Linked DNA regions of Homo sapiens: region 1 is linked to region 2. The links are chromatin loops, found by intact Hi-C in ENCODE. Cell type or tissue: B cell. All regions are shown on one strand. Links, peaks and the distances in the headings refer to the core of each region. The heading gives the core; the rest is flanking DNA. Region 1 has its middle 53 kb from the start of LINC01629. Region 2 holds the start of LINC01629 (long intergenic non-protein coding RNA 1629).

What was found. A loop is a pair of places that touch in the nucleus more often than their neighbours do. Peaks named below come from ENCODE experiments on the same cell type or tissue, not always from the same donor. Only the 100,000 strongest peaks of a DNase experiment are listed, where the experiment ranks them.
Region 1: a loop joins it to region 2, with 5 times the contacts of the local background. A loop is called at or near these places in 71 of 110 quality-filtered maps.

The regions. Positions count from the first base shown.
Region 1 is chr14:76,899,831-76,912,483 of GRCh38, reverse strand. No RefSeq gene overlaps it. Among named protein-coding and RNA genes, the nearest start is that of LINC01629, 53 kb to the left of the region's middle. RefSeq lists enhancers at 3,572-3,631, 7,542-7,591, 6,871-8,070, 7,896-8,633. In B cell, for the core only: no CTCF peak of the experiment used is centred there; DNase peaks (open chromatin) are centred at 3,523 and 7,373; H3K4me3 peaks cover 900 bases; H3K27ac peaks cover 1,760 bases.
Region 2 is chr14:76,950,032-76,960,151 of GRCh38, reverse strand. LINC01629 (long intergenic non-protein coding RNA 1629) reads right to left here and starts at 514. Exons shown (of 3, transcript NR_133913.1): 1 at 399-514. RefSeq lists enhancers at 624-693, 734-913, 3,292-3,826, 4,075-4,144, 5,907-6,476 and 1 more and a silencer at 3,375-3,734. In B cell, for the core only: no CTCF peak of the experiment used is centred there; DNase peaks (open chromatin) are centred at 681, 3,481, 4,041, 6,341 and 2 weaker places; H3K4me3 peaks cover 2,433 bases; H3K27ac peaks cover 4,824 bases.

The sequences.
Region 1 (12,653 bases), core at 2,621-10,620, 50 kb after region 2:
GGTGGTCTTTTCATTATCGCTTCTCTCAGTTCCTCAGTATTGAGGACTGCTGGGGTTTGAATCTAGTTTTACAGTATTACAGTGTGGCCTTGGTTCCATAACCTCTCTGTGCCTCAGTTTCCTCACCTGTATAAAGATTGTAATGCTACCTACTTCACAGGGTTGTTATGAGGATTCCATGAGCTAAGGTATGGAAAGTGCTTAGGAGAATGCCAGGCGCATGGTCACTGCTGAGAATCATTGATAAGAATTATTTCCCCACCCCCTCAGAAGGCAGTATATGCGGGGAGTGTGTCTTAGCTTGGGCTACCATAACAAAACATCATAGACTGCATGGCTTAAACAACAGAAACTTATTTTCTCACAGTTCCAAAGGATGGAAGTCCAAGAGCAGGGGGCCAGCAGGATTGGGTCCTGGTGAGGGCTCCCTTCCTGGCTTGTGGATGGCTGCCTCCTCACTGTCTGCCCACACTGTTTCCTCTGTGCATGTCAAGAGCAGAGTATCTTTTCCCCTTCTTATAAGGCTACCGATCCTTTTGGATTAGGGCCTCACCTTTATGACTTCATTTAACCTTAATTACCTCCCAAAGGCCCTATCTCCAAATATAGTCACATTGGGGTTAAAGGCTTCAACATACAAATATTTTGGGAGGACACAATTCAGTTCATAGCAGAGTGGAACACTGATTGAAGAACTCAGGTACTGCATGTATAGCAACCAGTGACACTAAGACCCAAGTCTTCCTTGGCCCTGTGGCTGGGGCTGGTTTCTCCTGTCAGCAGCTTGAGGTAGTAGAAGGATCAACAGGGCAGATGGGCTATTCTAAGCCCCAGGTCCCTGTAATCCCAGTGCCAGGGGATGCAGATCTCCCATCATGGAGGCAAGTATTGAATGCAGAGTCCATGCTATTTCCTGGGGTAATATGTGGCTGGGCACAAAGACATTCTTTTTCAAGGCTGTCAAATTTGAGCTTGAAAAATGTGCATGCTGGCATGGGCCACGGGTTGGGTTAGGTGAGGTCCTTTCTTTCTTTCTTTTTTTTTTTTGAGACGGAGTCTCACTCTGTCACCCAGGCTAGAGCGTAGTGGCATGATCTTGGCTCAATGCAACCTCTGCCACCCGGGGTTCAAGGGATTCTCCTGCCTCAGCCTCCTGAGTAGCTGGGATTATAGGTGCCTGCCACTGTGCCTGGCTAATTTTTGTAGTTTTTTTTTTTTTTTGAGATGGAGTCTCACTCTGTCACCCAGGCTGGAGTGCAGTGGCACGATCTCGCTTCACTGCAAGCTCCGCCTCCTGGGTTCACACCACTCTCCTGCCTCAGCCTCCCGAGTAGCTGGGACTACAGGCGCCCGCCACCACGCTGGGCTAATTTTTTGTATTTTTTAGTAGAGACAGGGTTTCACCATGTTAGCCAGGATGGTCTCGATCTCCTGATCTCGTGATCCACCTGCCTCGGCCTCCCAAAGTGCTGGGTTTACAGGCGTGAGCCATCACGCCTGGCCAATTTTTGTAGTTTTTAGTGGAGATGGTGTTTCACCATCTTGGCTAGGCTGGTCTTGAACTCCTGATCTCGTGATCCATCTGCCTCAGACTCCCAGTGTGCTGGGATTACAGGAGTGAGCCACCACACCCGGCCAGGTGAGGTCCCCTCTATAAGGCTGACTACGAGATTGTCAAAGCACATGGCAGAAGAGATATGCTGGGGCTATGGGTTTCTTTGGCTAGACTATAGGTATAAACTGGCAGATTCTACCTCTCCATGTGCTCAATACCTCTCTCACAGCCCAACTTGGAGAGATGCTGCTGAAAGATTACATTACTTAGGACGGTTTCAGTTTCAAGTTACAGAAACCCAAATCCAACTAGCTTAAGCAAAAAGAGAGTTTATTAACCCTCAACTGGGCACCACCTTCAGGCACAGTTTGATCTAGGGGTTCAAACAATGTCATAGGCGTTTTATCTCCTTAGTCTCTCAGCTTTGTCTCCTTCTATGTACTGGCTTCACTCTGCACATGTGCTTTCTCTTGTGTCAGAAAGATGACAGCTAGTAGCCTTAAATTCACATCTTTCCTTCTAATAAATTCCCAGAAACATAATTTCTGTCTTTCATATATTAGGGAAGACTCTTTTTTTTTTTGAGATGGAGTCTTGCTCTGTCGCCCAGGCTGGAGTGCAGTGGTGTGATCTCGGCTCACTGCAAGCTCTGCCTCCCGGGTTCAAGCCATTCTCCTGCCTCAGCCTCCCGAGTAGCTGGGACTACAGGGGCCCACCACCACACCCGGCTAATTTTTTGTATTTTTAGGAGAGACGGGGTTTCACCGTGTTAGCCAGGATGGTCTTGATCTCCTGACCTCGTGATCCGCCTGCGTCGGCTTCCCAAAGTGCTGGGATTACAGGCATGAGCCACCGTGCCTGGCCAGGGAAGACTCTTAACTGGACCTTTAGAGGCCATGTCCACTAAAGGATCAATCAACATAGGGAGGAACCTCTGGCTGGGCAGCCAAGGTCACCTGCCTACCCTTACATTCTTGGAAGCAGGTAGGGCCCCCTGCAGAGGGAGAGAAGTTCCCCATGGAAACTAAAGGGAGTTGGATGGGGAAGCAAGTTGGCTATGCAAAGCCATCACTGCCATATTCTTCTTAGAGGGACTTCAAGTCCCAGGAGGACTTCTTTTTCTTTTTTTTGAGACGGGGTCTTGTTCTTGCCCAGGCTGGAGTGCAGTGGCACCATCACAGCTCACTGCAGCCTCAACCTCCTGGGCTCAAACGATCCTCCTGCCTCAGCCTCCCAAAGTGCTGGGATTACAGGTGTGAGCCATTGTGACTGGCTGCCCAAGAGAACATCTGTCTTCACATTGGAATGGCAGCACAGGAATGTTAAAACTTGTCAGGTCCACCCCAGCTCACTTGACAAACAAGAGGACTGAGGCCAAGGTAAGCACCTTGCTCAAAGTCATCCTTCTTTCTTCTGCAGAGGCATGACATCATTGTTGGCTCTGTGTCTAATTATTCCAGTCAAGATCCAAGTGCCTGGCCCAAGGGTTGTCTGAGAATCCCTCTTCCCCTAGAGTGGCTCAGCACACAGCCAGGAAGTGACGAGGGTATTTCAAGAGGCTCCTTATCGATTAGCCCAAGGTGTCTGGCCCAGTCCTCACCCTCCTCAGGGCCATGGGCTGGGAGCCCTCTCATCTCTCCTTTGCTAGTGGAGGCTGGGGAGACTGCGAATGGCTATCAGGACTTGAGAAGGTGTGGCTGGGAGATTGGCTACGAATGCATGGAGATTACAAAACAGGGAGATGGGTCTCCATGTGTGGTCTCTGTGATTCATCTGAGGGTCCGAAGTTCGAGCTCACCTCCTGGGGAGGAAGTGAGCATTGAAAGGCCTGGTGAATTCTGATCAACATGGGATCCTCAACCCAAATCATCTCTAGATGCTGTCTTCATTGGGCTCCTCCTCCAAGGCAGGATGTGATGTCAAGAGAGGAGCCCAGAGGGAAGGCAGCTGCTTCCTCCTTCTCACCACAGGACCACAGCTTCTCTCTTTTCATGTGTGCATGGCCACACTGGCCCACCTCACATGCTCTCCACACAAGCCACCTGCCTCCTGCTACACCCATGCCATTCATGTTCCCTTGCCACTGGAACACTGGCCCATAGAAAGCACCCATTATGGTCGGGCACGGTGGCTCACACCTGTAATCCCAGCACTTTGGGAGGCCAAGGTAGGTGGATCATGAGGTCAGGAGATCGAGACCATCCTGGCTAACCTGGTGAAACCCCGTTTCTACTAAAAATACAAAAAATTAGCCGGGCATGGTGGCGGGTGCCTGTAGTCCCAGCTACTTGGGAGGCTGAGGCAGGAGAATGGCTTGAACCTGGGAGGCGGAGCTTGCAGTGAGCCGAGATCGCGCTACTGCACTCCAGCCTGGGCGACAGAGCGAGACTCCGTATCAAAAAAAAAAAAAAAAAAAAAGAAAGCACCCATTATAGGCCAGCTATTGTTATTTATTTATTTATTTATTTTTGAGACAGAGTCTCACTTTGTTGCCCAGGCTGGAGTGCAGTGGTGCCATCTCGGCTCACTGCAACCTCCGCCTCCCGGATTCACACCATTCTCCTGCCTCAGCCTCCCAAGTAGCTGGGACTACAGGCGCCCGCCACCACGCCCGGCTAATTTTTTTTTTTTTTGTATTTTTAGTAGAGACGGGGTTTCACTGTGTTAGCCAAGACGGTCTCGATCTCCTGACCTCGTGATCCGCCCGCCTCAGCCTCCCAAAGTGCTGGGATTCCAGGCGTGAGCCACAGCCTGCTATTATTTAAATCAGTGGTCCTCAGGGTTGAATCTCCCCTAGGAAGAATTTTGGAAATGTGTGTGCCCGCATGAGCGTTGGTGGTGGTGGAAATGTTGCCTTCTCATGCAGTCATGCCTAAACATTTACATACGGAATGCAGTCATTCCTGACCATTTACATATTGAAATACCTGTTGTTTCATTTTAATATTTTTCCTTTATGATATAGTTATAATAATAATGATTAAAATATATATATATATATATATATGTATATGTATGTATATATTTTTTTTAGATGGAGTTTCACTCTTGTTGCCCAGGCTGGAGTACAATGGGGCCACCTCAGCTCACTGCAACCTCCACTTCATGGGTTCAAGTGATTCTCCTTCCTCAGCCTCCCGAGTAGCTGGGATTACAGGTGCCCACCACCACACCCGGTTAATTTTTTGTATTTTTAGTAGAGATGGGGTTTCACCATGTTGGCTAGGCTGGTCTCGAACTCCTGAACTTAGGTGATCCACCCACCTCGGCCTCCCAAAGTGCTGGGATTATAGGCGTGAGCCACCGCGCCTGGCCGATTAAAAATATTATGTCAGTAGGTAGGTTATATTAACACATTTACTTTCAGGTTGCTGTTACAAAATATTTAAAAATCAATTTTAAAGGGAATGTCATTGGGTCTCAAGGGATTGAGACCCACAGTTCTAGATGGCTGGACTTATATTGCCACTCTTTTTATTTTATTTATTTATTTATTTTGAGACCAAATCTCGCTCCGTCACCCAGGCTAGAGTGCAGCGGTGCAGTCTTGGCACACCGCAACCTCCACCTCCTGGGTTCAAGTGATTCTTGTGCCTCAGCCACCCGAGTAGCTGGGACTTCAGGCACACACCATCATGCCTGGCTAATTTTTTTTTTTTTTTTTTTTTTAGTAGAGACGGGGTTTTGCCATATTGGCCAGGATGGTTTTGAACTCCTGGCCTCAAGTGATCTGCCTGCCTCGGCCTCCCAAAGTGCTGGGATTACAGGTGTGAGCCACTGCAACTGGCCCACTCTTATTTTTAAGCAGGGCACCTTCCCCTCTGAACTTGGCACACACACACACACACACACACACATTTAAGTCCCTGTCACCAGCTACCTGCACCTTCTCTGTGCATATCTAGGACACATCTGGTCCAATTCTGTCCCCTCCCTACTCTCACCTGCCCCCAGCATTGCAAGGACAGGCCCAGACTGGTAGAACTCAATCACGTGTGCACGCAGAGAACCAGCCAGGGTACCCAGCCTCTCCTGCTGGCTGTCAGGTCTAGGAAAAAGATGATCAAGTGTGGTGGCTCATGCCTATAATCCCAGTACTTTGGGAGGCTGAGGCAGGAGGATTGCTTGAGCCCAGGAGGTCAAGACTACAGTGAGCCGTGACTGCACCACTGCACTCTAGCTTGGGGGACAGAGTGAGATTCTGTTTCAAAAAAAGAAAAAAAAAAAAAAAAGGCCTGGCACAGTGGCTCACTCCTGTATTCCCAGCACTTTGGGAGGCTGAGATGGGTGGATCACGAGGTTAGGAGTTCAAGACCAGCCTGGCCAACATGGTGAAACTCTGTCTCTACTAAAACTACAAAAACTAGCCAGGCACGGTGGCAGGCGCCTATAATCCCAGCTACTTGGGAGGCTGAGGCAGTAGAATTGCTTGAACCTGGGCGGCAGAGGTTGCAGTGAGCTGAGATGGTACCACTGCACTCCAGCCTGGGTGACAGAGGGAGATTCTGTCTCAAAAAAAAAAAAAAAAAAAAAAAAAAGATACAAATGAAAAAGGAAAAAAGATGGATGTGTGCCATGTGCGGTGGCTCACGCCTGTAATCCCAGCACTTTGGGAGGCTAAGGTAGACGGATCACTTGATTTCAGGAGTTCGAGACCAGCCTGACCAACATGGTGAAACCTTGTCTCTACTAAAAATAAAAAATTAGCTGGGTGTAGCTGTAGTCCCAGCTATTTCGGAGGCTGAGGCAGGAGAATCACTTGAACCCGGGAGGCAGAGGTTGCAGTGAGCTGAGATCACGTGCCATTGCACTCCAGCCTGGGCAACAAGGGTGAAACCCCATCTCAGAAAAAAAAAAAAAAAAGAAAAGAAAAGAAAAAGAAAGATGGATATGTTCCTAGGAAAGGCATTGCTTCTCACCACACCTTCCTACCTGCTCAGCCATCACCTCACAGTGCCAGCCATCATCCCCTCATCACCCCCTACCAAAACACCGCCTCCCCACCCCCACTCCCCACACAACTGAAACACAGCCTGGACTCTTCCAAGTCAGGTTTGTCATTGTTACAAAATGATCATTGTAAGAAAAAGGAACAAACCCATAGAGTAGAACTCACACCTACTCCTATTATCCAGAGAAAGCCCCTGCTGATATTCTGAGTTTTTTCCTCGGAAATCATACCTCTGTATTTTGTGTGTGTTTTTTTATTATTATTATTTTTTGAGATGGAGTCTCGCTCTGTTGCCCAGGCTGGAGTGCAGTGGTGCGATCTTGACTGCAACCTCCACTTCTCCAGTTCAAGAGATTCTCCTGTCTTCAGCCTCCCAAGTAGCTGGGATTACAGGCGTGCATACCATGCCCTGCTAATTTTGTATTTTTAGTAGAGATGGTGTTTCACCGTGTTGGCCAGGCTGCTCTCGAACTCTTGACCTCAGGTGATCCACCCACCTTGGCCTCCCAAAGTGCAGGGATTACAGGCAGGAGCCACTGTGCTCGGCCTGTATTTTATGTTTTAATAATCTCTCTGCACATGCTGTTTTGTACCTTGCTTTTTTTTTTTTTTCTGCTCAATTACATATCTTGAACATCTTTCCAGGCCATTAACTATTCTTCTACCAAGAAATGTCAATGGCTGCCCAGTATTCCATAAATAAATCAGTGTTTATTTAACCAGCCTACTGATTGCTAGACATTTTGTACCTCATTCTTGACTTTGTTTGAATCTCGGCTCTGCACTTAATAGCTGCGTGCTAACAGGAAAGTCACTTCCGCTTTCTGAGCCTCCGTTTGCTCATCTGCCCGCTGAGCAGCCTAATGCCCCAGTGCCCTTAAGGCATTGCTTCAAAGATCTGAGTTGGTGGATGATGCAGCGCTTGGCACGGTGCCGGTGACACATCCCCCTAAGTGTTTTCTCAGTGTGAGTCTTCATCGGCTTCTCTGCTGTGCCTTCTTCAGCTTGTTTGCGAGTTCCTGGTTCATCCTGACCACCCTGAAAGGCCGCCCCTGGGACTTTGCATAACTCATTCTGTCTCCTGGTGTGTAAGTCTCTCTCCTGGTTCCCAGCAGGAGTGTAGGAATGAGTGCTTGTCCTGGACTCTGGGCTGGGAACTAGCACCTAGTGGGGACTGGACTAGGATGACTTGGGCCAATTTCTTTTCAGGCTGAGCTTGGATTTCAGATCAGATCTCTTAGGACAGAGCCCTTGGGAATTCCCATGGTGTGAATGTCCTGGGCCAGCGGGAATGGCTGCTCGCTCATCTCTTCCAAGGTGAGTGTGAAGGTCTGCCCAGGCCCCTGGGTGCATGCCAAGCTGTGTGCTCCCACCTTGATGTCCAGAGATGTAACCCTCCCAGACGGTGAGTATGCTCCAGGAGCCTCCCACACCTGCCACGGGCCACTCTTTCTGGGGCTGTCTCTGTGTGAGGGTCTGGCCGTGGCTGCCCTAGACCCACTCAGGAAGACTTGCTTCTTCAGCCAAGTCTCCCTTCTGTCCAGCCACTGGTGTGACTCATCACAGAGCCCATTTCTACTGCAAAAAGAAATGCTCAGACCTACGGCCCTGGTTACAAAAGAGGCCACTCAGCTGAGGATCTGCTTCCAACAACTGGAATGCCGACCCTGAATAACCCCAAGTAGAAAACGCGTGTATAGAGCTTGTGTGCGCAAGTACACACACACGCATGTCCTCACGTACCCTCCCACGCGCTCTCACTCGCTCTCCAGCATGCCCATCCTTATCCGCTCACACATTCACACACATGTATGCACGCACGCAACTACCCTGTGCTGTGCCAGACAGCAGTTACTCTGGCTCAGCTTATGTTTTTCGTCATGCTGTTCTGAGAAAAAAGAGAATATGTTTGGAGAGACCCCAGCTGCCAGACAGCAGTGCTTTTCTTCCCCCCCTAATTTTGGCCCCATAAGTCAGATCTCAATTTTCTTTACCCCTTGAGCAGTGAAAGAGAAAGGGGCACACACCACAAACCAGAAATGAGACAGAAGCCTGGTGCAGTGGTGTGCACCTGCAGTCCCGAATACTCAGGAGGCCGAGGCTGGAGGATTGCTTGAGGCCAGGAGTTTGAGTCCAGTCTGGACAACATAGCGAGACCTTGTCTCTAAAAAAAAAACTTAAAAAAAAAAAAAACACATGAGACAGAGACCTCTACCCTGTGACACCCTGGTTATCTGATTGCACCTGGTGCACACTCTTCAGTGGGATACAGAGATTCTTACTTCCTCTTGACCTACAAGATAAGCATATAGTAGGTCAGAGTGCTGGAGGGAGGTGGAGAGGGGTCAGGAGAGAGAAGACTCGGGACTGGCTTTGGGAAGGAAGCAGGAATGGAGATGGGCCTGGAAGGATTGAGAAAATCTCATCAGAAGAGGCCAGGTGCAATGGCTCACACCTGTTATCCTAACACTTTGGGAGGCCAAGGTGGGAAGATTGCTTGAGGCCAGGAGTTTGAGACCAGCCTGGGCAACATGGTGAGACTCCCTGTCTACATAAAATTTAAAAAAATGATGTGGGCGTGGTGGCCCACACCTACAGTCTCAGCTACTTGAGAGGTTGGGAGGGGAGGATCACTTGAGCCCAGGAAGTAGAGGCTGCAGTGAGCTGTGATTGTGCCAAGACACTTTAGCCTGGGTGACAGCACAAGACTTTGTCTGAAAAAAAAAAAAAGGCTTAACAATCCATCCCTTTCTAAGTCCAAAACCAGTACAGAATCAGCCTAGAAACCTTTATAATCTAATTTAACTTAACAAATATTCAAATATTTACTGAAGGTCTAACATGTGCCAGGCACTGTCAAAAGATGCCAAGAGAAGAAAAACATTCCTTCTTCGAACCTTCCCCAGGGAAGCGCTGTCACCCTTTGGGCATACACTTCCCACGCTTTCTGAGACAGGGTCTTTGCAGATGGGCTGGTCAGCACCATCCTGCAGCTTCTTGGGGACTATTCGTCTGCGTGGCAGAAGTGCAAGAGAGCTGTCAGGAGTTGGAGGACTTGTAACTGCTGCTTACTCTCTTCCTACAGCACAGTGGTTCACAATCTGGGAGATTTTGTCCTTCAAGGACATGTGGCAATATCTGAGACATTTTTGGTTGACATAAATAGAGGAGGTGCTACTGGTAACCCCCCTGCAAGGCAAAGGACAGCCCCCACAGTGAAGAGGGAGCTGGCCCCAAGTGTCATCAGGGCTGGGGCCAAGAAGCACTGCTGTAGCATATTAGTTCTGGTTGCTGTGATGGTGATTCCTTAATAGCATCTCTCACCATTTCTTTCTTTTTTTTTGGAGGCGGCGGGACAGAGTTTCAAAAAGGCAACGTCTGCCTCCTGGGTTCAAGCAATTCTCCTGCCTCAGCCTCCTGAGTAGCTGGGATTACAGGCGCCTGCTGCCACGCCGGCTAATTTTTGCATTTTTAGTAGAGACAGGGTTTCACCATGTTGGCCAGGCTGGTCTTGAACTCCTGACCTCAGGTAATCCACCCACCTCAGCCTCCCAAAGTGCTGGGATTATAGGCGTGAGCCACTGTGCCCAGCCATCTCTCCCCATTTCTTTATTTTATTTTATTTTTTTGAAATGGAGTCCCACTCTGTTGCCCAGGCTGGAGTGCAGTGGTATGATCTTGGCTCACTGCAGCCTCTGCCTCCTGGGTTCAAGCGATTGTCCTGCCTCAGCCTCCTGAGTAGCTGGGACTACAGGTGCCTGCCACCACGCCCGGCTAATTTTTGTATTTTTAGTAGAGATGGAGTTTCGCCAAGTTAGCCAGGCTGGTCTCGAACTCCTGACCTCAGGTGATCTGCCCGCGTTGGCCTCCCAAAGTGCTGGGATTACAGGTGTGAGCCACCTCGCCCAGCCATCTCTCCCCATTTCTAATGCACGAATCCAATCCATCATGGCCTGGGAAACTAGTTACTTAAGCTTGCTAAGACTGCTTCTAAAAGAAGAATAAAGAGGTACAGAATCCAGCACCATAGACTACCCCATGAGTCAAATGCATGAGCTTTGTGATCCTGACTGAGGTTTGACTAGGGCTTAGGAACTAGACTCATGACTCAGTGGGTCTACCAAGGTGGGTGGTGTCAGTGGCAGGGATTCTGGGCCTTCAAGAGAGGTGTTCACGCACAAAGAACAGATCCTGCCCTAGGGCATTAATCAGAACTCTCTGGTACCCAAAGGGCAGCTTCCTCCCTTGGTTGGACCATGGCCCACTCCTGCGGTTTGTGCCTTTTCTATCTGGGCATTGAATCCTGGCATCTTTGGCTTCTGCTCCTCACTGTTTCAATTCCTGGCCATACCCCATGCTTTGTGCCACCCCATGATTTGGTTTCCATGTTCCATCTTGCCCTCCTGCCTCCTCCTGGCCCCTGCCCTACAGCCAGACAGATGGAACAATAGGCCCCCTTTCCTCCTTCTGGATTTTCTACAGTGTTCCGCATAAACAGGGTGGCCACACTCGTGGCCTCTTTGTATGGCTTTACCATATTTGGTTTGGGAACACATCATGTATGTAATGTGCCAGCACTCTGTTCTTGGCTCGGGCTGGCTCATTCCAAGTTTTATAGGACTTCTTTGGTTGCAAGTGATGGAAATCAACTCTGGCTGGGCTAAGCAAAACAGGAATCTTTTGGAAAGACCCCAGAGGCATCTCAGGAATTCCAGGGCAGAGATGCCACTGGGCCTCAGGGATTGACTAAAACCAGGAACAGGGCACTGTGGGAGCACAGAAAGCCCTCCCTCTCCTTTCTGCCCTCTGCCTCCTGCTTCTTCCCCACATCTGCTTTCTGGGATGCTCGGAACTTGGGGTAGAAAATATCCAGTGAAAATAACAGTGGCTGGGCTTACATGTCTTCCATTCAGGGGAGCCGTCAGCCTGGGCTGGAAACTCTCGGTCCTGATTGAAAATTTCTGGGGGGAAAGATTTCTATGGCCGGTGGGCAAACAAAATACTAGGTATCCATGGTGACATTTACACTGATGGCCAAGAGAGGACACTAAAAGAGAGGGAAAGCTTCTGTTTTGGGTAATGAGCTTTGAAAGGCTGGGCGGGGTTGAAATGAAATCAGACACTCAGTAGTGCAAGTCTAAGATGTGGAGGGCTTGGCTTAATTCCACTCAATCTAACACACTTTTAGGAGAAATGACTATAGCTCCAATCCCCAAGGAGCTCCCCCTCTAATAAGGGACTAAGACAGACAAAAAACTACAGTACCAAGGTGGGCTGTCCAGAATACTGCCACAGACAGTGCCCTGTGCACCAGGGCAAGGGGTGGGGAACTCTGCCAGGTCAGGTTAGCCCAGGAAGGGCAACACTAGTTGGGTGACATTTGAGCTGAGCCTCCGAGGATGGAAAAAACAGCTGGGCGGCAAAGCGAGTGGGAAGGACATACCTGGAGCTCCCGGGAAGCCTCCTGGGTCTTTGGCGACTGCAAATGCAACATCGTTGGGAGGATTTCTTCTTTCCACTTTTCTCATGGTCCTTTCTCTTTTCAGCCCCGTTTTGGTTTCCTACCATGTCATCACAAACTTAGTAGCTAAAACAACACAAACTTATTATCTTATAGTTCTGAAGGTTAGACGTCCAAAATGAGTCTTATGGGGCTAAAATCAAAGGGGAGAGTCTGTTTAGCCAGGGGATAATCCGTTTCCTTGCCTTTTCCAGATTCTAGAGGCCGCCTGCATTCCTTGGCTTGTGGCCCCTACTTCCATCTTCAAAGCTCATCACTCCACCTCTGCTTCCATTGTCCCATCTCCTTCTTCTACTTTTGACCTTCTAGTCTCCAGAGTTTCGCTCTTGTTGCCCAGGCTAGAGTGCAATGGCACGATCTCAGCTCACCGCAACCTCTGCCTCCCAGGTTCAAGTGATTCTCCTGCCTCAGCCTCCCGAGTAGCTGGGATTACAGGCATGTGCCACCACACCCTGTTAATTTTGTATTTTTAGTAGAGACGAGGTTTCTCTATGTTGGTCAGGCTGGTCTTGAACTCCCTACCTCAGGTGAAATGCCTGTCTCAGCCTCCCAAAGTGCTGGGATTACAGGAGTGAGCCACCGCCCAGCCTTCCTCTTATAAAGGCCCTTGTGATTACATTGAGCTC
Region 2 (10,120 bases), core at 1-8,000:
GCTTTCGTCTGCAAGAACAAAATACAAGCCGGGTGAGGCGGCTCACATCTGTAATGCCAGTACTTTGGGAGGCCGAGGCAGGCGGATCACCTGATGTCAGGAGTTTGAGACCAGCCTGACCAACATGGCGAAACCCCATCTCTACTAAAAGTACAAAATTAGCCAGGTGTAGTGGTGCATGCCTGTAATCCCAGCTACTCGAGAGGCCGAGGCAGGAGAATCGCTTGAACCCGCGAGGCGGAGGTTGCAGTGAGCCGAGATCGCACCACTGCACTCCAGCCTGGGCGACAGAGAGAGACGCTGTCTCAAAATAAATAAATAAATAAATAAATAAATCAATAACAAAATACATAACTCAAGCAATTTAAACAGTGAGGGGTAAAACTGAAATCACATACCAGGAAGCCCAGAGGTCTGCGGTTCCAGGGTTGGTAAATGAAGTGACCACTCTATGTCTATTTCTCTCTTGTCATTGACACCCTTTGGAAGTGTCTTTTTCTACCTTAGTCTCAGTATGACAAGAGTGCTATGTCAGGGGGCTTTTGTAGGTAGCAGAAGGGAAGGGTGAGGCCAGGGTTTCAGCTGGCTGGGCAAGTGGGTGAGTCACTAAGTGGCTGGGCCCCTTTAGCCCCATGTAAGGACAGGCTGCAGCCACCCACTGCCCGCCCCAACTGTGTCTGGACAGAAATGGACATGTCTGCTTTGCAGCAGCCACGCCTCATGCTGGGATAAACCTATGAATCAGGAAGGCCACAGATGCTATCACCCGTTTCTCTCCACCAGTTACAGGCCCCGAAAGCAGAAATGGCTGTGGCCTCACCTACGAATCCTGAATGGCGAACCCAGCATCCTGTCTCTAGCTCAGTGCTGGATTCCCTGGAGCAGGAGTGCCAAATGTGGCAGTGAGGGAAACTCTTTGGTTCTCCCTTCCACTTTGGGCTCATTCTAAGTCTATTCTCTAGGCACTGAGACCCCTCATGTTGATTTCTTCTGCCTACATGGGCCTGTTGTCTGTCGGTTTTCCCAGGAAGAGCTGGGAACTTGAGGGTTGGGGTGGGTGGGTATAATGGTGGCAGAGTCTCCCCCGGTTTCTGTGTCTATGGTAGTACCTGATAGCACAGACCTTGCCTTAACCTAGGTCTAGTAGCATGTGGGACTGTGTGTGAACTGGAAGGAACATGAGTGCCACTTCCCTTACTATGTAGATGTGGAGCCCCAGGCTCAGAAGGGGATAGTGATTTGCCCAAGGCCACACGGCTCCTTAGCAGCAGAGGCATACACTGGGGTTTCCTGGACTTCAAGCCTCCACTCTTTTGCCACTCCCACCTGTGGGGATCCCTGCTTTGCCCCCTAATTGGCTCCACCTCCCAAAGTCATCATAAATGGCCCAGGTGAGAGTGGTGCCCTGTTGCTAGGGGCTACCGGGTCCAGGCAGTAACTCAGATGCCTGCCCCAGGAAAACCCTGACAGTGGAGGAAACGCCTGTGTTTCTATCCCAAGCTGGTTTGCCTCGCTCCTGCTGAACACAGTAAAAAGAAGGTAGAATCCACACTGCAGGCCCTGAGACAACAAATGCTCACCCTTCTGAGGAAAGCTGCCTTTAACAAAGGGGAGTAGGGCTTGGCTGGCCCTGGAAAGAATTTGCTACGGGTGCTGGTGTTAGGGAGGGTATGGTACCAGCCAGTGTGTAGGAGTTCTGCTCATGGGAGGGTGTACCGGGTGTGTGCTGATTCCTCTGTGTGTGCCCAGGAAGACGGCAGCTAGTGTAGACAACCAGGGAGTGCCTGACTGGCAGCTGGAATGCCAGGGTTCTCTCAGCCACCTGTCGGTCCTGTGACCTTGGGACTTAACCTCCCAGTCTCAGTTTTTCTCAGCTGCAAAATGGGGATGCTAAGAATCTCCTTCACAAGATTGCTAAAGAGGTAAAACGAATGGATGTGCATATTCTCCCAGCGGCTGGACAAAGTGGCTTATGCCTATAATTCCAGGACTTCAGTAGGCAGACGCAGGAGGATCACTTGAGCCCAGGAGTTCAAGACCAGCCTGGGCAACATAGCAAGACCCTGTCCCTTCAAAAAAAAATTAAAAATTAGCTGGGCATGGTGGCATGCACCTGTAGTCCCAGTTACTCAGGAGGCTGAAGGGGGAGAATCTTTTGAGCCCGCGAAGTCGAAGCTGCAGTGAGCTATGATCGCGCCACTGTAGTCGAGCCTATGTGGCTGAGAGAGACCCTGTCTTAAAAAAAAAAAAAAAAAGTTGTTCACCCAGGGACACAGCATGAGGGCTGCTCTGGAGGTAGGGGCTGGCATGGAGTTGTGCTCCTCCCCCCTGGGCCCTCACTCTGCCTGCGGGTGTCAGGCAGTGTGTGGTCTGGGGAAGGGCAGGGCAGGGCACAGCAGCTCCCGAGCCCCTCGTCTGTGATTTCCTTCCTGACTTCCTTGGCTGCCCAAGGCAGCACTAAATCAGGTCACCACATCTCTCTCCTCACAGTAGGTGTCATGCAAACAGCTCCTGCCCAGCTCCCAATCCAGGTCACCATCTCCCCACCCACTCCCTTTTCTGGCAGCCAAGGAAAGGGCTTCTTGGTGCTTTTATTCTTAAGTGGCCGTTTATTAGACCCTGGCTATGTGCCTGACACTGGGCCTATTGCTTTAAGTAGAAATAACAGGCACCATTTGCTGCATGTGATATACCAGACCCCATCATGAAATTATCCTCTTTTAGGGAGATATGATCACCTCTATTTTATAAGTGTGGAAACAGGCTCAGGAAAGGTATCTCATTTAAGGTCCCTGTGGCAAGTGCAGAGCCTAGGCTGAGACCTAGATGTGGAGATGTGGCTGATTCCAGAGCCTGTGTTTTCAGCCCCTGAGGTCCCATGTTAGGGGACTGGTGGCAGAGGGTGGGATGGGAGCTGGGGGTGCCAGGGGAGGGAAGGTGTGCCACTTTGGCCTCAGAAACCCCAGGGTCACTCCAGGAGACAAGGTGAAGTCTGAGGGGAGGAGGCTGGGGCTGAGGGAGGGGGGTGGGGGGGACACACACACACTCACCCAGACACACGTATGACACACACATGACAGGCCCACAGGCCAACACAGATGCCCACAGACAGGGACAAAGACCCACCAGACAGGCGCAGGGATCAACATGCACTAAGACACATACACAGACTCAGCCATACACAAAAGACAGACACAGCCGCGAAAATATACACCGGTGATGGACAGGCATCAGACATACAGACAGACCCTGCCACACCCGCACACACCCACGCCACACACCCCTGCTGGAGGGAAGGGAAGGAAGAGCCTCTGCCTCATTTCCGGGCCTCCTCCTCCAAAGCGGAGGGAAAAGCCTTCTGCAGAAGTGCTGAGTCAGCAGCGGGTGACAAATGAGCCTCCGGGCGGCGGGAACGGGCGCGAGCACTTAGCATGCAGAGCGCGTTCGTGCCAGCGCCAGCCCCGGCCCGCGGCGGGCGAGGGGGCAGGGAGCGGCGGCCGGCTGCCCGCTCGGGGGAGGCCTGGGGGAGGAAGTGACTCGCTTTGACTTTGCAAACGCCCGACTTTGCAGCCCAAGGTCACGCAGCAGGCGCCGCCAGCCGGCTTCCTGCAGGGAGGCGGGGTGGGCTCTGGCTGGCGCTGGGCGGCAGCCGGGCCAGGCAGGGGAGGGGCTGGACCCGGGGAGGGGAGGGGAGCAAGAGGAGGGGGTGGCCCTCCCAGTGTGGCAGGACTCCGCAAGAACAGACAATGGAACTGCGAGGAGAGGTCCCTGAGCGCGAGGGCCGTCTCAGAAATGCCCAGGGCCGGCCCAGGGAGCTGAGCGTGGCTAGAGCTGATCCCTGGGGTTCTTCTGCTCGCCCGAAAGCCCCCACTGGAATCTAGTCAAAGGGCACCTCGCAGCACGCCTGGGTTGCTGCAGCCGCCCCAGGCAGACTTCTTCCCTCCTGCCCCTCTAATTTATTCTTCACGGAACAGCCAGCGAGTTCTTTTCAAAACATCAATCACATCATTTCCTGTGATGGCTTCCCTCTGCCCTTAGAATAAATCCAGCCCCTCATTGCGGGTAACTCATCTCCGGCATGAGCCACTCTTGATTGTGAAAGGATGAGCTATTAAAAACGACACCAGGAGGACATGCCTGAACTGGGACTGTCCCAGCACCAGGCCCAACTTCTAGCCTGTTCCCACTGCGGCACTTCTGCCTACACCCCCCTTCTTTGCATGGCTGGCCCAGGTCTCAGCATGAATGTCAATGTCGTCTCTGCAGAGAGACCTTCCCTTGCCATCCACCTGCAGAGGTCCCTGCTCCTTAAGCAGTTATACTGCTTTATTTCCTTCATAGCTTTTACCACCCTCTGATTTTACCTTTTTTGTTTGTTTGCTTCTCTTTTGTCTATTTCCCTCCTTCAATAAAAGCTTGAGGGCAGAGACTTTCTCGGTTTTGTTTGGCTCTGCTGTATCCCCAGTACCTGGAAGAGTGTGTGGGACATAGTTGGTGCTCAGTAACATTAAATACAGAAATGAATGCACCAATGGGTGGCAGACCTGAAAGTGAACCAAGTCCTGGGAGGACAGCCTCAGGGACACATAACAAGGAGAGGGCCAGGGCCTGCGTGGGGGTGTTCCTGTGCAGGATCTATGGATAAGAGCCGCAGGGGCTTTGGGAGGCGGAGTGGGCAGATCACCTTAGGTCAGGAGTTCGAGACCAGCCTGGCCAACATGGTGAAACCTCGTCTCTACTAAAAATACAAAATTTAGCCAGGCGTGGTGGCGGGCGCCTGTAATCCCAGCTACTCAGGAGGCTGAGGCAAGAGAATCACTTGAACCTGGGGGGCAGAGGTTGCAGTCAGCTGAGATCATGCCATTGTACTGCAGCCTGGGCGACAGAGGGAGACTCAGCCTCAAAAACAAACAAACAAACAAACAAACAAACAAAAAAGGCTGCAGGGGCTCCTGACCCCTGAAAGCAGCAGGAAGGCTTTAGAGAAATCCTGAGCAGGCTTGAGAATCTCTGCTAGCTCTGTCTTTAGGCAATATTTACTATCTGGAAAGTAAGAATGAACACAACTTCTCCAGGGTTGTTGACGGCTCCTGGTCCTCTCCCAGATGTCACCTCCCTTCCTTGCCAGCTCCTAAGACACACTTGGCTCTGCTGGGAAATCCAGGAGTGAATTCCCTTCCTTTGTTTGTGAGTGTTGCACTGTTACAGGGGGCCATGATGGAGGCGTCAGCTGTGTTTCCACTCTGGGTCCTGCCAGGGTTGCCTCAGTTTCTTCCTGGATGGGCAGAGATTGAGCAAGGCTCTGCTGCTCTGAGGTGAACCTCTGGGAACAGGGAGGAAATCTGGCAAAATACAAAACCTACAAAATGTTCTTGCCCTGGCTTTCTGGCTTCAGTTGACTCCCAGCCTGGAGGACATTTTTTTTTTGCATTTGTTTTTTAATTCCTGTCTTCCCTATCCCCGCCCCAGAGTGAGGATCTGGTGAGATAATAATCATGATAGTGCTTTGAAAGTATCCCTGGCAGGCTGAGTAAATGGTAAGTCACACCTGTAATCCCAGCACTTTGGGAGTCTGAGGCAGGAGGGTCGATTGAGACCAGGAGTGTGAGACTAGACTGGGCAATATAGTGAGACCATCTCTACAAAAAATTTTAAAAATTAGCTCCTCGGGAGGCTAAGGTGAGAGGATTGCTTGAGTCTGGGAGGTGGAGGTTGCAGTGAGCTGAGATTGCACCACTGCACTCCAACCTGGGTGATAGATTGAGACCCTGTCTCAAAAATAAAAATAAATAAATAAATAAATAAAGGTATTCCTGGCTGAGGAATATAAGGGACTGTCATTATTACTATTTCTCTGCTGAGATTTACTCACATGGCTATGGGGCACAGAGGCTGTTGAGCCGCCTTTCTCCCATGTTCAGGAGGCCCCCCAGGAGCCAGTTTTTCTTTTTCTTTTTTCTTTTTTTTTTGAGACGGAGTTTCACTCTTGTTGCCCAGGCTGGAGTACAATGGCGCAATCTCGGCTCACTGCAACCTCCGCCTTCTGAGTTCAAGCGATTCTCCTGCCTCTGTCTCCTGAAAGTAGCTGTGATTACAGGTGCCCCCCACCATGCCCAGCTAATTTTTGTATTTTTAGTAGAGACAGGGTTTCACCATGTTGGCTAGGCTGGTCTCGAACTCCTGACCTCTGGTGATGCACTCGTCCCGGCCTCCCAAAGTGCTGGGATTACAGGTTTGAGCCGCTGCGCCTGGCCAAGCCAGTTTTTCTGACTCCTAACTCCCACCCCATCTCTGTGAGCTGGGCCTGCTGGTTCTGCTTCTGTGGAGAAAAGAGAAAGTGAAAGTGGCCCGGTGGAAGAGGCTCCCCTTGGAGCTCAGGGCCTGCTGGCGGCCTGTGGAGAGATCCCAGCAAGAAAGGGGAGCTCCTCCGCCCCACCCCAGGCCCCTGCCCTGAGCTGCCCGCACAGCCTTGGCCTGCCCTGTGGCTTGGCTCCTTCCTGCCACAGCCCTGGGCAGAACAGGCTGCCTGGGCAGCGGGAGAGTGGCCTGAGGCCACTGTTCCTGGTCTTCTGTCCTGACTCACCCTTCCAAAGTGGGTGAGAGGAGGGAAGGGAGGGCGTGGCAGCCAGGAGCTGTCCCCTGTGGGATGGGTTAGAAGCTGGAATGGCTGGGCCCTTGGGTCAGGATGCCACAGGGCTTCCCAGTGATATCACTGGGAGGCCCAAGGTATAGGTGTGGGCGAGGAAACTTAAAGGAACAAGATAATGCCATCAGCCGGCCTCTGGCACTAAGCTAACCTCAGGCCAGGCACCCTGCCAGGTGCTTTATCCACCTAGAAAACTTAGGGGTGCCTCAAAATCACAAGCTTCTGAAAAATACCTATGCCACTGGCCCTGCCCCGTTACTCCATTTATTCAATTATATATGTCTTTTTAAGAAACAGGATCTCCTGGCCGGGCGCAGTGGCTCACGCCTGTAATCCCAGCACTTTGGGAGGCCGAGGCGGGCAGATCACGAGGTCAGGATATCGAGACCATCCTGGCTAACACGGTGAAACCCCGTCTCTACTAAAAATACAAAAAATTAGCCAGGCATGGTGGCGGGCGCCTGTAGTCCCAGCTACTCAGGAGGCTGAGGCAGGAGAATGGTGTAAACCTGGGAGGCAGAGCTTGCAGTGAGCCGAGATCGCGCCACTACACTCCAGCCTGAGCAACAGAGTGAGACTCTGTCTCAAAAAAAAAAAAATAAAGAAAGAAACAGGGTCTCCTTTGGTCACTGCCCTACAGGCTGGAGTGCAGGGGCACAATCATAGCTCACTATAAGCTCACACTACTGGGCTCAAGTGATCCTGCCGCTGCAGCCTCATGAGTAGCTGGGGCTACAGGCACGATACCCAGCCAGTTTTTTTTTTCTTTTGAAGGGGTCTCACCATGTTGCCCAGGCTAGTCTCAAACTCCTGGCCTCAAGCAATTCTCCCACCTCAGCCTCCCAAAGTGTTGGAATTACAAGCATGAGCCACCACGCCCAGTCTCAATGAATATTTTTTTGAGTGCCCACAGTGCATCAGGCCCTGTCTAGACACAGGGACATAACCATGAAAACAGTTTGTTTGTTTGTTTTTGAGTCGGAGTCTCGCTCTGGTGCTCAGGCTGGAGTGCAGTAGCGAGATCTCGGCTCACTGCAATCTCCACCTTGCAGGTTCAGGTGATCCTCCTGCCTCAGCCTCCCAAGTAGCTGGGACTACAGGCATGTGCCACCATGCCCAGCTAATTTTTTTGTATCTTCAGTAGAGACGGGGTTTTATCATGTTGGCCAGGCTGGTCTTGAACTCCTGACCTCAAGTGATCCACCTGTCTTGGCCTCCCAAAGTGCTGGGATTAAGGCGTGAGCCACCGCGCCCAGCCGGAAACAGATTTTTAAAATCCCGGTCCTCATAGAGCTTACATTCCATTGGAGGGAGAGTCAATAACCAAAATACGTGAAAGTTTTAGTACATAAGATGGTGACATGTGCTATGGAGAAAAATACAGAAGGGAAGGAGGATAAGGATGCTGGAGTCGGGATGGGTTTGTAATTTTAAGAAGAAAGGTTGGAAAAAGCTTGCTGAGAAGGTAGCACTGATTCTAATTTATTATCTCTTCAATACTCACAAAAAGCCAAGGCACGGTGGCTCATGCCTATAATCCCAACATTTTGGGAGGCCGACGCGGGAGGATTGTGTGAGCCCAGGAGTTTGAGACTGGTTTGGGCAACATAGTGAGACCCCATCTCTACCAAGAAATACTAAAATTAGCCAGGAGTGTTGGCATGTGCCTGTAGTCCCAACTACTGGGGAGGCTGAGGTGAGAGGATCGCTTGAACCCAGGAGGTCAAGGCTGTGGTGAGCTCTGATCATGCCACTGCACTCCAGCCTGGGTGACACTACCAGACCCTGTCTCAAAAAAACAAAAAACAAAAAACAAAAAAAGCCAAGAATGCAGAATACAGTCACAATTATTAAGGAAGACGACACCAATGCCCAAGTAAGGAGTCCAAGGTCAGAAGGCTGAGAAGGGGCAGATCCGAAAGTCAAGTTCAGGTTATGTCTGTGCTTGTAACAACCACAGCATGATATTGGACACACAGAGAGAAAATGGAATGAAAAAGAAAAAGGAAGTAAGAGGGTGTATGGCCAGCCTTGCAATGGTGGCCATCTGTTTTCCAACTGAAAATCAGGACACGATCTGAAAGGATTTTCCTGTTGCTCGCAATGAGAGAGGCCGTCTGGGAGAGGCGATTTGGATGTGGGCCTGAAGGGTGGGATTTCTGAGACATTCCAGTGGCTTGTGGGGCCCACGAGGGAGTCCAAGGGTAGGGCATTTTCATGGCAACCTCAGTCTGGCCATTGGGACAGAAGCCTAGTGCAGACCTGGCAGAGAAACCGTGCTGGGCGTGGACCTGAGACTCGGAGGGCCAGGGGGCATGGGGAGCCACTGAGCAGCCAACACCGAGGGGACGAGGGGGCATGGTAGGGGGAGAGGGGAGTGTGTGGCTGGCAGCCCACACCCTAGGCCAATCTGGAGGATGGGCTGGCTGGTTCCAGGACGCCCCCTGGAAGGAGTCTGAAGGGCAGCTGTGGAAAGAACCCAACCTTTCCTGTTAGCCCAGCCTGGGTTTGAAAGTTCTCTCTGCCACTTCCTGCTCTATGGCCCTGGGCAAGTCACACAACTTCCACGAGCGTGTTTCCTCATGTGTGAAATGGGGAGAACAACGCACTCATAGGGTAGTTGCAAGGATTCTCATGCATTGAGATAACGCATGAACTGTGTTTGGCAGACTGCAGACTCCATAAATGAGTATTGCTGTTTCCCTCCACCCAGTGGGGCACTGGGGGCATGCCAAGATGGTGAGCCGGGTGGAATGGAAAGAATTGTGGGGCTTGGGAAACGGATGACCCAGTCACCCAGGGTAGTTTCAGCCTCCCAGCCAATTCCTGCACGTGGGCTGGGGCTTCGTCAGCAACAGAACAATACTCTTCCCCAAAGGCCGGGCCCACAGTGCAAGCCCTCCTCCCAGTCCCACCACTCTGCAGCTTTGGTGCCCTGGTGGATGGGCCTTGCCACCCACCCACCCCTTCAGGCATCCTGAGCAGCACCAGGGCCCATAGTGCCCTCTGCTCTGGTGAACAGCCAAGGTGCCTTCAGAAGGAACAGAGGGGCTCCCATAGCTTCTGCTGGGTGATCCCTTCCTTTCTGCCCAGCTGCCTAGGCGCCTTCCAGTAAACTCCATTGCTGCCCGCACTGTTGCTTCCGGAAGATTGTCCTTAAAGAAAGGAAAGAGAACCAGAAAGAACTTTTGCATCCCCCCACCACCTGCCCCCTACACACCCTTCCATGGGCTGAGCTGCATTCCTCCAGCCCCGGACGAGCCAAGGAGAGCTGGAAACCAGCCCAGCTTTTACCAATAATTCACCATGTGACCTTAAACATCCTTTCTAGGTCTCCTTGCCTTCATTTGTAAAGTGAGGGGTTCAGATTAGATCATCTCTAAAGTCTAGTCATAACCTCTAAATGATTGCATTCATCTATTCTTTTTTCTCTTCCTTCATTCATAGCACTTATACTTCCTGACATAGTATATT